Regions from separate parts of the Mus musculus genome. Here region 2 is linked to region 1. Evidence: chromatin loops called from intact Hi-C (ENCODE). Cell type or tissue: gastrocnemius. All regions are shown on one strand.

Region 1 (8,000 bases):
TATGTTCCCTAATAATTATGGACTTTAGCTCTATTTTGTATCTGTAATCTCTGTCTACCTAATCAGACCGTAAACATTTCAAGGACAGAAACGTTTCATCGCCCGTGCCCAGTTTCAGATGCTTGCCTAGAACCAGCACAGCTAATGCTCACAGCAAAACTTCTTTGCTATTTCTGGTGAGAAAAAAAAATGTGAGTTTAGTCATGAATCAATATGTGTTAAGAACTCATAGTCAAAATGGTTCCAAACTGGCATTGGCCACTGCACCTATTGCATACTAGTGAGAGTTGCATGTTCTTCTGCACTGAGAAAAGGATCATGAAACTCTGTCCTGAGGGCTCAGTATCTGACAGGAGTTGCGACATATACCGGTCAGGGAAAGGAAACAGCTCCCCTCGAACTTGGGTTTCTGCATTCAGTTTGTTGCTCAGGGGCAATGATAAGAACTTAGGTGCTCCAGGCACAAACACAACAGGCCACAGAATAAAGGGAAGCCAGTGAAATGGCTCAGCATTTAAGAGCAGTGATTACTCTAACAGAGGAGTAAGCTTGGTTCACGGTACCCACATGGCCGCTCATTCAACTACCTTACCTTCAGTTCCGGGAGATCTTCTGGCCTCCATGGCCACAGGCACACACATGCATCCAGGCAAAACACATGTACACACCCCAGCCCCCTCCTGACCATCCCTAAACCTCATGTTAGTGAAGAAGAAACCAGAAAGCTGTGTGAAATGGGAGTTACAGAGATGAGGAGCAGAGGAGTATAGAGAGGGGATCTGGATGTGTGATTAGTCCTGTGTGACCACGGGTATGACAGCAGATCACTACTCTGTCAGATACTGAGCCCTCAGGACAGTTTCATAATCTTTTTTTCTCAGTGCAAAATAACATGCAACTCTCAATAATATGCACTAGGCACAATGTCCAGTGTCACTGGGGCAGCCACACAGAGCTTCAGCCCCTTCTGTGTTATCCTCTTTGTTCTGAGAAAACCTTTACCTTATTACATAAACTTGTAAGAGAAAAATCAGACTCATCCTATTTTGAACTAATTATTTCCATCAACAGCTTTGTAAATTGACTTTTCAAATATAATTCTAAGTGCAATCCTCATTTTTTTTTTTAAAAAGTTTAAGACAAATATGGGACACTGTTTACATGGTCTTAGAAATCATAAACTGTAGGTATTTGCCTTTTTGAGATAAGCTATAAACACTTTATTTTCCTCTCATTATTGACTTAAAAGGAGTACAAATGTTAGACTTCCGTATCAACTGCCTGTTATTTATACTTTTTAATTTTACAGATAAAGCTTGCCCTCAGATCCACAAAGCCAGTAGTGCATCTCTGGCGTAAGTTCCCTGTTGCCAATGATCAAGAACAAAGCAGTCTCGGGAAAGGCAGTACTTGCCTGATCATCCTCGACATGCCATAAATCCATCTTGCTTACAGCGGAATGTGGCTAAGTTAATAACTATTGACTGAGGCCCTGCTGAGTTTGAAAACTGACCACAAATTTTAAAGCACCTATTGCACTATGTAGGAACACATTTTTGGTACCATCAAATTTCTTATTGAAGTTGTACGTCTCATGTGTGTTATTTATCTGCTCAGAGGAGATAAACAGTGAGTATATCACAACCTGAAATGACAGTGACAAGTCTGCAATGTGTAACAGAACCCACTCCTGCTCCACAGTGGAAATTTACACTTGTGAACAAAGCCGAGGAAGCTTCCAGCTGGAGAGGAAAGCTATATACCTGTAAATAATCCGGGCAACACTAACACTGGGGCATAAAAGCACAATTTATGTCCCAGTAGCAAAGGGAAACACCGTGTACATCGTTTTCAGATCATCTCCATGCAGAGGAAATTCATTAGTCAGCTATAATAGTTGAGCTATAAAGGAAAATAACGTTCTGCTGAATCCATTTGCATGGCAATGTGTGTGTGTGTGGCTGGCTGCTGGAAGCGACAGAATAAACCTCCACCCAATGCTACAAAATGCTGACAGTCTTCCTAAAATTCTGTCTATATTCTATCCAGTTACAGCGTTTACAATCTCCTCATAGTCATGGACCGTTTTAACTTGGCCATTAGAGCCTCCTGATTATTTTGCTTAAGAAAGTTGACAATTTTTCATTCTGCCCCAGAGCTGCTTTGAACAGAAGCCTGTGATAAGGGAAAAGCCACTGGACGAGCATTCATGCGTGAGCCCCTAGAACCCCTGCCAACTGCCAAATTAGCAAATGGCTCTTCTAAACATAAAAAGGTAGGAAATGGGAAACCACAGTTTGGAATAAATTCTGCATTGTACTTTCTTTGGTCTTTTAATAATTACACCGCTACTAGCCAGACTACCTGACCTCTGGTTATAATGTATTTCACCTCCACTGAGTCCCAGGAAAAAAAAAAGATAAAGTGGGATAGAAAATGATGGATCACACCCTCCGTGTGTTTGCCAGGAATAAAAAATTCAGACCATCCCAGAAACACCTGCCCTTGAGAAAGACACCCCCACCCCCTCCTCGCGCGCTCCCTCAAGGCAGATAAAGCAAGACTAGGAACAAGGAAATAGCTGGGCTCAAACCTTGCCGGCTGTATCACCCTGGACAGGGTGACCGATCCCTTCTGTAAGGGCTGAGTCAGATCCCAGAGGTGAAACTTGCAGAGCTACAGCAGCCCTGGAGCACCTAATGCTCTTGGCGCCCCTGAGTCACACAGGTGGCCGTCAACAACACTCCTTCTAAAGCGACAAGCTCAATTCTAGTTTGCACCTCCCCGACCCCATACCTTCAGTTTCCTAAGCCCCCGGGCTCGCACCCACCTCGGTGGTCTTGTCCTCCAGAGCAGTAGCCAGTTCCCTTAGTGGAACAAAGAAAGCAGAGGGGCTGGGAGAGGCTGGGTGCCTGATCGACGCGGCTGGAGTTTGTACCTTGGGGTGCCCGGAGCGCGCGGCGCCGAAGTCAGCCGGCTGGGGACCACCCGCGCGCTCCGCCCTTCTCCAGCGAGTCAGCGGTCGCCCAGCATCTGGCTCCGCACAGGGTCACCCGGGCTCGGACGCTGCGGGCGGCGAGGCCGTCCGGGTCACCTGCGGCCCGGGCCGAACCCCGCCGAGCGCCCTCGGACTGCTCCGCCCCTTCCCACACGCGCCCTGCCCGGCCCGTGACTCAGCCGGGCAACAGCGGCGCCCGGGCGCGTCCGGGCTGGAGGCGAAGAGACCCGGGTACCCGCCCCAGCACGTGTCTGTTCGTCCCTGTCGCTCTAGGTTTGTCCCCAACGGTCCCTCCTGGGGCCCGAGATGGGGACTGGCACCACCCTTGGAGGGTTGGGGGGGGGGGGGTTGGCGTCCCCGCCCTTCCCGCAGCCAGTACGCTTAGCCCGGGGGGTCGCACTTCCTCAAGCCCCGCCCCACCCCCCGCCCTCGGCAAGGTGAAACTTTCTAGGTGGAGAAGTTTCCCTCTCCCCAGCTATGCGCTTTCTCTTCCTCCTCCAGTTCTGGAGTCTGAAGCCAGCGCAGAGGGAGATCAGTGGCCCCGAGTCTCCCCCTCCTGGTGCTCCAAAGTCACCCGCGCAAAGCGCACGCACCCCCTGGCGCACCCCGGAGCTGCAGCCTCTCTCACGCCCGAGGTGGCGGCCCCGCACTCACCCGCGTGGACAGAGATCTAGGCGCCACGGAAACAAGGCGCTCATTGTCACAGACAATGTTGGGAGTGCATGGACGGATTGTCCCAATGATTTCATTTTGCAATCATTATCCCCCTAGTATAATTTCTCAGATTTCTGGAAGAACCCCAGGAGTTTAACCCAGGGGAGGCTTCTGGTTAATTTTCACTTTTTTTTCCTCATAGCTGGACACAGGGTAATTAAATAGACAAATGGACACAAGGCGGTTACATAGACAAATAGCAACTAACAAATCCAACACATAAGTTCAAATCTCGAATATTAAAAGAAATTGAAAAGGATTTACTTAGGAAGATTCGTTTATTAGAATCGTTTCTAAAATTTTGCATTTCCCTACAAGGATACAATAAGGTGAAAGGATCTAAGGAATCCATTGCCTTTTAGAATAGGAGTTCTTTCCAATTGTCAGAAGAGCTGATTCGATAATGGACATAGAGGTATGTATAGAAGTAACTTTGAGAGTCATTCAAGCCACAGCCACTATACAGGTGCAGGGGACACGTCTTACACACAGAGCAAAGACAAGGAAGGTCTCATACATTTCTTATAACTGCGCTATGTATGTGTTCAGTACATTACCAGACACTAGACAGAGCTATTTCAGTCCCAAGAGCAGTTTACCTCACCACTCCTCAGTTTGATGGAAAAGGAAAGTTCCTATTACAGTTTTGGAGGCCTGCACGGAATCATTTTGCAGATGAATAAAACAGCCCGTACGAATTCCTAGGAAGCTCACACAGCTGGTATTAAGAAAGCCAGGGTTAGAACCCAGTTCTCAAATCTCCTTCAAGGGTCTATACTATGTCCAGGGGTTCCAGCCAAGCAAACTTGATTCAAGCGGGTCCTTCCAAATATCACGCTATTCATGAAGGTTGTGGCTCATTCTGAAACTCTGGTGTTACTGGTTACAAGGCCCCTGGCCTTTAAAAAGCCATCTTGATTAGCTTGAAAGTTTATAACATCTTTCAATAGAAGGTGAATAGATGGATTTTACACACACACACACACACACACACACACACACACACACACACACACACACCGTAGTTGTCTAAATGAATGATTAGCGTGCTGTTTCTATTTCCTGGTTTCCATAGCAATATGTTAACTGGATTTTTTTTTTTAAACATCCCATGTAGTTGCCTTAACAGGTTTTCCAAGTTTGAGTGCTATGATTAAAAATAGAAAAACAGAACAACAGCAACAACAAAAACAATTAAAGTTGTATAAAGGCTCAGAAAAGGCAGTACAAACAAACTGAAAAGTGGATTATACATGCAAGCATTCTATTATAAGTTTTTTTAGAATAGAATTTTTCCCTGCTTTCTACTCAAGGACAAATTTCAGTTCAGTTTTAAAAAATGGCTTTAAAATTATGTTTTTGATATGTTAACCATAAACCAGAAGATATTAATAGTTTATAAAGCTAGCTAAAAAATAACATAATTAAAGGAATGACTGTAAAAGTTGTATAACTTTTACACTCTACCTGGACTCATTTATTAGGAAAAGTATTTCCCATCTTTAAAATGATAGAAGCAGATAGTTTCTAAAGATGGCAGGACACCCCCTAATTCCAAGCTTTTGCAGCCAACTTTAATTGCTCTTTGACTTTCTTAGCGTCTGTGGCATGGGTGACACATTGGATGATGAAGTTCTACTGGTATTTTCCTGACCAACCAAACCTCTGTGGCTAATACTGTTGCCTGGCTAAGCCAGCACCTGTTTCCAAGCAGATCTCCCTCCCCTGACTTCCCTTCTCAGTCTTGAAAAATTTTCTCCCAGAATCCCTTGCAACCAGTGATAGCCGCGTGATGTCTGTCACGCTGGCAGTGAAGTCCAAGGTGAAATCTGATGGTGCCTTTAGAAAGGGGTTTCGTTTCTTGCTTAAAAGAGAAGATGCAGCTGAGTTCAGAAGTAGTGTATAAAGGAGAGCTAGCCATTCGATCACCGTGGAAGAAGTTAATGCTGACACTAATGTCCATGTTTGTGGGAAAAGCAGTTTAACCAGACACTAATAGCCAGGGCTTTGTCACCTACAGTCTTTAAAGAACTCAGAATGGATTTGCTCCCTGAAATGGGAGCAAGGTGTTCCTTCCCTAAGCTGAATCTGCATAGTAGTCAGGGGTCACGAATTAGTGAGACTTTTCTCTGCTTCTTGCTAGCTAACTGTGGTAACATATGCATCCCAGCATCTGGCAAAACATCAGTGGACAAAAACTGGGAAGTTTTCTTGTCTACCAGCTTGTAGATAACACACAGAGCTAAGCTGTTACAAACTTACATCTTAACCTTGAATTGGGCCTAATAGCTTTGGTCAAGGGAGACGGGAACTGCCACCTCTTCCTCTAACTACGCTGCATCCTTTCTGACTGGCTTCGGCACATCAAAACTTGGATCTCAAGATCTTGTTACATGGTGTGCCTTTTTAAATACAAGTGGAGGTAACTTCCTTAGGACAAAGTCTTGTTGCCTGCAAGTGATGAAGGGGGCTCGCAGACACAATAGGTTTATAAAAAGGTTTTGGTTTGCTTTTTTTTTTCTTCTTACAATCCAAATCATGGTAGAAAAAGCATGGGCTCTTCGGTTTGTCAGCAACCTATAATCATCTCGTGTAACACGTGCAGATTTCGGCTCTTGACACCATGCTCCCGTTTCTGAGGAGAAACTATGACCTTGGCCTCCTTGGGTTCTTTTGTGCGTTCCGGCTCCTCAGGTTCTACACCTCCCCCTCCGTATCACTTCTGTTGCAGTGTCTAAGAAAACATTTCACCTAAACCAATAAAAGATTTAGATGATGGCCCCTTCTGCTGTTTCTGAGAGTAAATAAAATCTGGGAATGGAGGGTTTCTATTAAGTTTTGGAACACATATCATGTACATTAGAATAGTAAAAGTTCTAAAATTCAGACTGGGAGAGAAAAGAGAACAGAACAAAGAGAAAATTCTTCTTATCTTCACTCCCCCTACCATACTCCAAACTTAGTTCATTGCAGAATGCCTCCTGTGCTCTTAATACCCAGAGAAGCAATTTCCTATGAAATTAGTTCACTAGATAACCCATTTTTAGGAAACCTGACTTTAAAGGAAAGACAATGCCAGAGAAATGGAGGAATAGTTATGCCTTCGGTTGTGGATGATGGTGAGAAGTGGGTCCTTTGGGTATGCAATGCTTTGAAGTGGCTTTGATTGCCATTTACTGATGTCTGCATCTCTAAAACTGTTTTCTATTAAGACACTAAGGATGTGATCAAGCCTGTTCAACGCTAAGGACAAGAAGACTACGTGGCTACAAACTGCAGGCATCACGGTTATAACCTCAGAAGACTGAGGGAGGTGCAGGTAGAACAATTCAGAGTTTCTAACACGGTGTATGCTGTCATTTTGTTAGTCATTTGATTTACTCGGGTTAACCTAATGTTTCTGCGTTTCTCAAGCAAGGGCTTAATTTTCCTTAATAGTCATCGGCGTATTTGTCACATACTTGGATTTTTTCTTATGTCCTCATGATATACTCCAGACCATGCATCACCCTCCCCTTATACTTAGGAAATCAAGCCTCAGAGAGATCCTGCAGCTTAGCCAAGGTTACACAATTGGCCCGAGGCTGCTATTCTCATGACCGTGCCTTTCCACTATAATGAATAGAAACTGTGAGCATGAATAACAGTCATTTAACTTGGAGTGGCAGAGCCTACTGTTGCTTGTTAACTTCCTTTCTTCTCTGGCCACGAAGTCAGCTGCTACTCAGGACAAGACCATTCCTCTTCTGCTTGCCTGATCCTACCGGACTGAAGCTACAGTGAGGAGCAAAGGTGCTGGTTCCTCTGGGTTGTCCATCTGAAAAGCACTTCCCAGGCTGGAGCAAGCCCCTGGGCAGTCAGGACAGGGCAGAGATTATTTGAATTCGGAAAAAAGAAGAGGATGTTTCTTTCCCCCAATGCCTTTGTTTCAACAACTTCAGAATTTTCCCTTGGGGTGTGTATTTGTACATTTTCTGTTGCTCTGCAAATAACTATAAATAACGTATAAAGGTGGCAGCTTTCTTTTTTAATCAAAATTTAGGAAACCTTCAAGATCTGGATAGTCTCAGCTGTTTGAAAAAGTCCCATAGACTGTTTATCACAACACGGCAGAGAAACTCACAAGGATCAGACATCATGCAAAAGGGAGCAACGAATGTGTGGTATGGCCTGGTTTATAACAACTCAGTCTCAAGAGAACGGAATCTTTCTGCGACACCAGCATTAATTCCTTCTGGAACGACGGTCTCAGTAACTGCGTGCCTCAGAGGTTCCACGGGGCGGCACA
Region 2 (8,000 bases), 120 kb before region 1:
AATTAGGCTTAACAAAGAGAGGCATTTTCTTTTGTAAACTTTTCCTTAAACTGGTGCCCCTTACATTTACAACTCTTAAATTCCCCAATTTACATGCTGATTGCAATAATTTACTGCAGTCAAGATTTCTGTCATTATTCTCTCCTTCTCCTCTCCTCCCTTCTCTCCATTTCTCTTTCTCCTTTTGGGGAAAAAGGCAAAGTGTGGTGTAACTCAGGTGTACTGGCTAGTTTTGTGTCAACTTGACACAGCTGGAGTTATCACAGAGAAAGGAGCTTCAGTTGAGGAAATGCCTCCATGAGATCCAACTCTAAGGCATTTTCTCAATTAGTGATCAAGGGGGAAAGGCCCCTTGTGGGTGGGACCATCTCTGGGTTGGTAGTCTTGGGTTCTATAAGAGAGCAGGCTGAGCAAGCCAGGGGAGGCAAGCCAGTAAAGAACATCCCTCCATGGCTTCTGCATCAGCTCCTGCTTCCTGACCTGCTTGAGTTCCAGTCCTGACTTCCTTGGTGATAAACAGCAACATGGAGGTGTAAGTTGAATAAACCCTTTCCTCCCCAACTTGCTTCTTGGTCATGATGTTTGTGCAGGAATAGAAGCCCTGACTAAGACACCCAGGCTACCCTCTAGCTAGCTAGGTAGTCAAGGATGACATTGTACCCTGGTTCCTCCTGCTTCTAGCACGGAATTCTGGGGAATCTCTGTGTATAATCGCCACCATTTGTGTGATGTAGAAGATCAAACCTGGGCTTTCATGCACACTGGGCAAGCTGCCTGACACCTACATTATCATTAACCCTTGTTTTTCTTTTTTAGAAATGAAAGAGGACCTGCCGGCCTTTGTATTCCCTGCACTGTGTAACCGTAAGCCTGGAGGCACACAAATACGTTTGCAAATGTTAAATGTACCAACTTTGTACAGTCTGCAGCTTTATTAAGGGTCCTGGATGAATGATTGTGTCAGCGATCAGTAACTTTTTCTTTTGAAACAATCATTATCATTAAAGCAGGAAGATATTTTGATGGTATATTACAGGAAGAACACTGTTGATACTAGTCTGGCTCACACAATGTGAAAGACATTAATTGTATATTAACATTTTCTCCTTCCTCAACACAACCCTGGTTTTTATCCAGGTAGATTTGGGACAAGAAGAAAGGACTGCGCTTCTGACTTACCCCTAGTCCCTAGATGTAGACCCAAGACTATATTCTGGTCAAATAAGGTTTCAAGGCTCTTTAGGACGTTCTTGAACCATGCTGACCCAGTCTTTCCTCTTTGTTCCAGCAGCTCAGGAAGCCATCTGGACTATGAGATGACCTTGAGGATAGAAAACACATGTGGGGGTTTGCCTGTGATGGAAATAAAACCCCCAAAGCAGCAGGGTTGGCAAGTGGAGCTTAATGAAAGATGATGGGGCAAGGAAGGCTATGCCCTCACAAATGGATTGGAATGCATTATAGAGGGAGTGAGTTCATTATAGATGAACGTGTTTGGCCTCCTTTCTTTTTCTTGCCCTTTCTTTACCCTCCCACCACGGGATGCTGCATCAAGCAGGACCTTGCCAGATTCTGGTCCTCTTATCTCAGACTTCTCCAGAACCATTAACTAATACATTTTTTTGTCCCTTATAAATCACCCAGTCTTCCCTATTCTGTGAAGCGAAGATCCCACACATGGAGACAGTAAGGCAGAAAGATGGGAGTCTGCGTCACTGGCACACGTATCACCCCCTCCTTCATTTGACACCCTCTGGCCTTGTGTACTTGCATTGTTTCGGGTTTTCTGAGTGTATGTTTGGAACAGTTCCTGTTTTTTTTTTTTTTTTTTTTTTTTTTTAGGAACTTTCTCGATTTATAATAATGATCGCATAAGCTTATCGTCTGAGCATAGGCAGGGGTGCAGATGGTTAATGGGAAGCGGTAAACACAGGAGGAAGAATTTTCTTCTGTAGAAGAGATGACTGCTTCAGACATAATTTGCATCAGATTGGCAGTGGAAACCTTAGAATAATTTGAATGGAATAAAATACGTGAGAGGGACAGAAGAGTCCTGTCACTTGCAGTTACTTTTGTGCATTGTGACTTGATAGTGGATGGTCTTTGCTTACCCATTGCACTCAGTTGGGGTCGGTAAACCGAGCTGGAAGAAGTACAGTTTACTTCTACTTTGTAAACTCTTTAGGTGAGTAGTGGCTACATTCTTCTGCTTTTAGAGTTAACTCTATTAACACAGGGAGAGTCAAGAGGTTTAAAACATGAAAAACAATTAATTTAAGCATGCATATCTTTATTTAATCTTTCCAGATAATAGCCTTGTATTATTAGGCTGAACTAGGCAACTTTCTCAGCTCTGGACAGTGCCACAGAGCTGTGACCTTGGCTGCCTTGAGCATCTGTCCCTCAGCTCTCTGATTCGCAACACCAAATGCTGATACTGGCCTAATGGCAGACTGGTAGAAGTGCAATGGGACACGTGTCTCCTGGGGACAACAGACTCAGCAGGTTCACTCTGCTGAGCCTCTCTTCCTTAAAACAAAGCTTATTATTTAGAATACCCTCACCAAACCAAATTTGTCCATAGGCCACTGGTGAGTGGACAGCAGAGCGGGTCCAGGACCCCCGGGCCTGTACTGCTTTGAATCCTCCTGGGTTCGTTGTTAGTCCTTACTGATCAGCCAGGCCTCTGAGTACTCTGGTGTGAAAGGAAGAACAGTGTAAGTTAGGCAAGGTTAAAAACAAATGAGAAATAATTTCATTTGTGTTCCCTGTAAACAGTATTTACTGAACTTCACATATTTTACTTGAGTTGTTTTAATACTTGTCCAAATTATCACTTTGTTTTCCTATCACTTTGTATTGTTTCTATGTGGGAAGAACCATTTCCTTTTAAAAATAGTGTTATCTGTACCCTTATGAACCGGTTAATTTTCTTTCCAACGTTTTTCTTTGGGCCGTACGGATTTGACCCAACAGCGACCGCAATAACACGTTTCATCCAAAGAATGGAGCCTTTTTGGTTTTTTTTTTTTTTTTTTGTAACTTATAAAACCACCTCCTATAGTGTGAGAATGCTTGTTGTTTTTGGTAATATTTCATTTCCTCAGCAAGAATATTTTCTTCTGTTCTCCATTGTCATCAGACAAAAAAGATAAAACAATTAAATCAAGGAAACCTGGCAGGGTTGCTTTTGGAAAATAAAATGAAGTTTTGATTTAAACAAAGAGCAATGAATTGAACTGGAAAAACACGGCCCCGATTGAAGTTCAGCAGGCCTTTCATAAGCCCCCGAAACCATCTTCAGATAAGTGTTTATCTTTGAGAAAGGACGATTATTTGAGACCCAACTTTGGATGCTGAAAAGGACCAAAACCCTCCCACGAGGCCTGCTTGGGATTCCGTACACCTCCAGCCCCTGGCTCTCCCTGACTGTGTGCCACTCCTAGCTCTTAGCGCTTTGATTCCGAGTACAGAATCTTGCAGATATGAGCCTAGCAGCCACATAGAAGCAAGTGAAATCTTGGGGTTCGCTAGAAGGAATTTTATGAATTAGATGTCTTGTAAGGAGACTTTTGAAGAAAAGACATTATTGAGACAAGTGTAGCAATCATAACACAGGGGAACGGTGAAGCCCAGACACAGGGGATTGGTGAAGCCCAGACACAGGGGATCAGTGAAGCCCAGACACGGGGGAACGGTGAAGCCCAGATACCTGAACGGTGAAGCCCACCTATAGTCCGGACACACAGAATTATCCGATGCAGGATGACCCTTGAGCCTAGGACTGTAAAGCTGGCCTGAGCATCAGACAAAGACCCAAGCAATCAGCAAGTGATAATAATTTTACTGGATATTTAATATTTACAATCAAATCTGTGAGCTGTAATGAAGATCAAGGAAAATACAACGCAATATGCTTACATGACACAGAAAGCCACACAGGTTTGAGAAATTCCCCATATTAGTTTGATTTTTCTAAAATGATGAAGAAAGCCAGCGTCTGATTTCAAGATTTTTAACTTTATACAAAAGCAAAGCCAAACTCTTAACTTTAAAAAGATGTTTTTATTGGCATAACCCAATCATACACATTTTATTGTAACACTTTTATACATGAGCATAATGTATTTTGATTGTATTCACCTTTTGTCCCCTTTATTTTGTTATAATTATATTGATTATTATGTATTGTCATTATAGTTATTATTATATTTATTAATTGCAGGTAATTTTATGCTAGGGCCTTCTGTCTTGAATCTTCTTGGACTACAAAGCAGATTACAGATAACAATAAAAAAATTGAAAATGAGGGTTTCCAGTTTGGAGAATAAGGCGTAGAAAGATGCAGTGACTGATCTGGAAAAATCTGAATTCCTTATTGGGCATCGGTTCAAACCAAGTATGTATGATTCCAAAATGTGCCCAGGCAAATGAGTGTTCCCAGTGTTCCGTTCGGAACGAGAGGGAGGGGTGCTCACTCAGAGGTTGCTGGGCTCTGACTTACGACAGGATTAAGTCAGCAATATGATGGCAGAAGTTTCAAGTTTCTCCGTTTGGCTTCTTATGTAACAGACAAAATTAGGTTGGATGTGCTTGCACCACGGGGACAGCTGGGGTCAAGGAAAGTGACCACTAGAGCCAGCAATCCATCCCTGTAGTGTCGCCTGTACATGCTTAGTCCCGCCCCAGTCAGTGACGTCATCTGTGAGCCGTACTTCTGCAACAATCCCTCCCAGAACGCTGTCTGCAAGGAGGCAGCGAGTTATATTTATTACTCCAGCTTAAAAATCTTTTAAAACTCTTAAGCAGTTTGAAACTTCCATGGCAAAAGAGAACAAGAATTTTAGGAAAGTGTGACGCTTTGTAAACTTTCAGAAGTGAGCTTATTCTGTATTGGCAAATAGAAATAAGCAAGTCTGTTTTATGAGGACTTTAGGTATTTAAATACTTAAGTAAGTAATATAAAGAGTACTGGTCTGCAGCAGGGACCCTTAATGTCAAGTTCCTAGAGCAGATGTTCTCAACCTGTGGGTCACGATCCCTTCACGTAACTCACATACCAGATATCCCACAGAGCAGATATTTACTTTATGAATCATAACAGTAGCAAAATTACAGTTATATAGCAATGAAATAATTTTATAGTTGGGGGTCACCACGACGTGAGGAACTGTATTAAAGGGTGGCAGCATTGGGAAGGTTGGGAACCCCTGCTATAGAGGGAAGGGACAGCCACTTTTTTTTTTTTTTTTTTTTTACTTTTTATTAGGTATTTTCCTCATTTACATTTCCAATGCTATCCCAAAAGTCCCCCATACCCGCCCACCCACTCCCCTACCTGCCCACTCCCCCTTTTTGGCCCTGGCCTTCCCCTGTACTGGGGCATATAAAGTTTGCAAGTCCAATGGGCCTCTCTTTCCAGTGATGGCTGACTAGGCCATCTTTTGATACATATGCAGCTAGAGTCAAGAGCTCTGGGGTACTGGTTAGTTCATATTGTTGTTCCACCTATAGGGTTGCAGTTCCCTTTAGTTCCTTGGGTAATTTCTCTAGCTCCTCCATTGGGGGCCCTGTGATCCATCCATTAGCTGACTGTGAGCATCCACTTCTGTGTTTGTGAGACAGCTATATCTGGGTCCTTTCAGCAAAATCTTGCTAGTATATGCAATGGTGTCAGCGTTTGGAAGCTGATTATGGGATGGAACCCTGGATATGGCAGGCTCTAGATGGTCCATCCTTTTGACACAGCTTCAAACTTTGTCTCTGTAACTCCTTCCATGGGTGTTTTGTTCCCAATTCTAAGAAGGGGCAAAGTGTCCACACTTTGGTCTTCGTTCTTCTTGAATTTCATGCGTTTAGTAAATTATATCTTATATCTTGGGTATCCTAAGTTTCTGGGCCAATAGCCACTTATCAGTGAGTACATATTGTGTGAGTTCCTTTGTGATTGGGTTACCTCACTCAGGATGATACCTTCCAGGGGACAGCCACTCTTATCCCCGCTCTGTGTATGGGTCCCATATGCATATGGGTACGGGTATAGGGGTTTATATCTTGAGTGGGTACTTTCGGTTGGAGTTCAAAGTCACCGAGGTTTAGAGAAACCTCTGTAGTGCTGAGCTCCTCTTGAGTCATAAACAGTTCAATAAAAATGATGGGAGCTACTGAAGGATGGGCTGACACACGGGGCTTCGTTTGGGCTCCTTCCCAGGGTGGAGCATGTTTGGACTACCATACAAAGAGTTTCAGCAGGAGTCACTGTGCAGAGTCAGGCTGGGAGGAGGGAGACAGTAGTCAGAGGACATTTTCTGTCCACTTAATAGCATTTGGCCCAGTTATTTTATTTTATTTTACCATGATGATCTACTTTATAATAAAAATAAGCAAACACAACAGCACAAAGGACTGGGGGCAGAAAATCTAGGATTAGGTTTTGAATAGGCCGGTGATGTAATCACATGTATGATTTGACAGCCATGTTTTTAGTTAAAAGGAGGGACAGGCAATACACAGTGGGGAGAATGGAGAGGCCAACTGCTAGAATAATGGTGGACTACTGAGCCAAGTACAGCCAGGAGACAATATTGTAAAGCTCATATGAGTATCCACATTGCCTTCAGGTGGAAGGGTTTAGGACAAACCCCACCCAATTGTAGAATTTCAGTATGCTTGTGCTAGAGGGAGTTTTATTATTTTTTTAATCAACAGTTTAATTTAAATATTCCATAAATACACATATCCCCAGAGTAAAATTATGGGACAGATGTATAAAAGATAGCAACTTGTAAAGCATATGTGCTTTCTGAATCACAGATTAATAATAATAATTTAAAAAAACCACAACATGCACAGTGTGTGACACAGGCTGCTTTGACTTATCTACCACCCCCCCCCCCCAGTGAATCAGCCAGCCCTGATGTTTTACTTTCCATCATTTTAAGCATTCATTTACTAAACTAACAGCATCTCATTAAGTGAGACTAATCCCTGAGAGCATTACCTTAGCCCATTAGCTTCCAGACAGTCATCAATCCCATGACATTTCCCGGGATGGGATCATTACTGTTATTACTATTTATTTTGTTATTTTTATATTAAGTTCATCTTATAGGCAATATGTGTGTAGCTAGTTCTAACAGTGTATATTTTCTTTCTGAACCGTCTGCGGCGAGACTTGATGCTTCTTTACCCAGGTGTTCCCAGAGGGTTCCTGTCCCCTCACCCCCAAGCCCCCTGGTGACTACCACAGACCATCTCATTTTTACAGCATAACAAATTAGAAACAGTTCTGCTGAAGGCTGGCACTATGATATCTGGGTAGTTTTTCTTTATTGGGACTTCTGAAATTATCTCTGAGGATCATGTGACTGAAGTTGGGTTTCTTGGGGGCGGGGGACAGGCGGCCTTCACAAAGGCCCGTCGTGGGGCATTTCTTCTTTACCACTGAGGAATAAGGTGGTTGTTTAGTCACGGTCATGAGGATGGAAAGGCTCGACTCTAATGGAAGAAGCAGATGTCAAGGTAAGGACTTGGGCTGGCGGAGGGCACATAGCTAATTCCCGGCACTCAGCCTCAGAGACAGAACTAGAGATACACTGCCATGGTGGGACTCTGAGCTACCCCGTGCCAAGCTTCAGATTTGACTTTGAACACTGAAAAAATGAGGAAGGGAATAGAGTGAGCAAAACCAAAAACTAAAATAAATTAAGATAAAATAAGAGTTGACTCTAGCTGCATATGCATCAAAAGATGGCCTAGTCGGCCATCACTGGAAAGAGAGGCCCATTGGACACGCAAACTTTATATGCCCCAGTACAGGGGAACGCCAGGGCCATAAAAGGGGAGTGGGTGGGTAGGGGAGAGGGGGTGGGTGGCTATGGGGGACTTTTGGTATAGCATTGCAAATGTAAATGAGCGAAATACCTAATAAAAAATGGAAAAAAAAAAAAAAGATAAAATAAGAGACAAACAGCAGACAGGCATAAAACCACTGAGAAAAT

What was found. Peaks named below come from ENCODE experiments on the same cell type or tissue, not always from the same donor. Only the 100,000 strongest peaks of a DNase experiment are listed, where the experiment ranks them.
Region 2: a loop joins it to region 1, with 15 times the contacts of the local background. A loop is called at or near these places in 17 of 42 quality-filtered maps.

Annotation. Positions count from the first base shown.
Region 1 is chr6:17,459,079-17,467,078 of GRCm38, reverse strand. Met (met proto-oncogene) reads right to left here and starts at 3,122. Exons shown (of 22, transcript NM_008591.2): 1 at 2,831-3,122. In gastrocnemius, a CTCF peak has its summit at 3,561; DNase peaks (open chromatin) are centred at 2,210, 3,111 and 3,514; H3K4me3 peaks cover 2,843 bases; H3K27ac peaks cover 3,633 bases.
Region 2 is chr6:17,580,765-17,588,764 of GRCm38, reverse strand. No RefSeq gene overlaps it. Among named protein-coding and RNA genes, the nearest start is that of Gm52893, 43 kb to the right of the region's middle. In gastrocnemius, no CTCF peak of the experiment used is centred here; a DNase peak (open chromatin) is centred at 4,672; H3K4me3 peaks cover 879 bases; H3K27ac peaks cover 2,372 bases.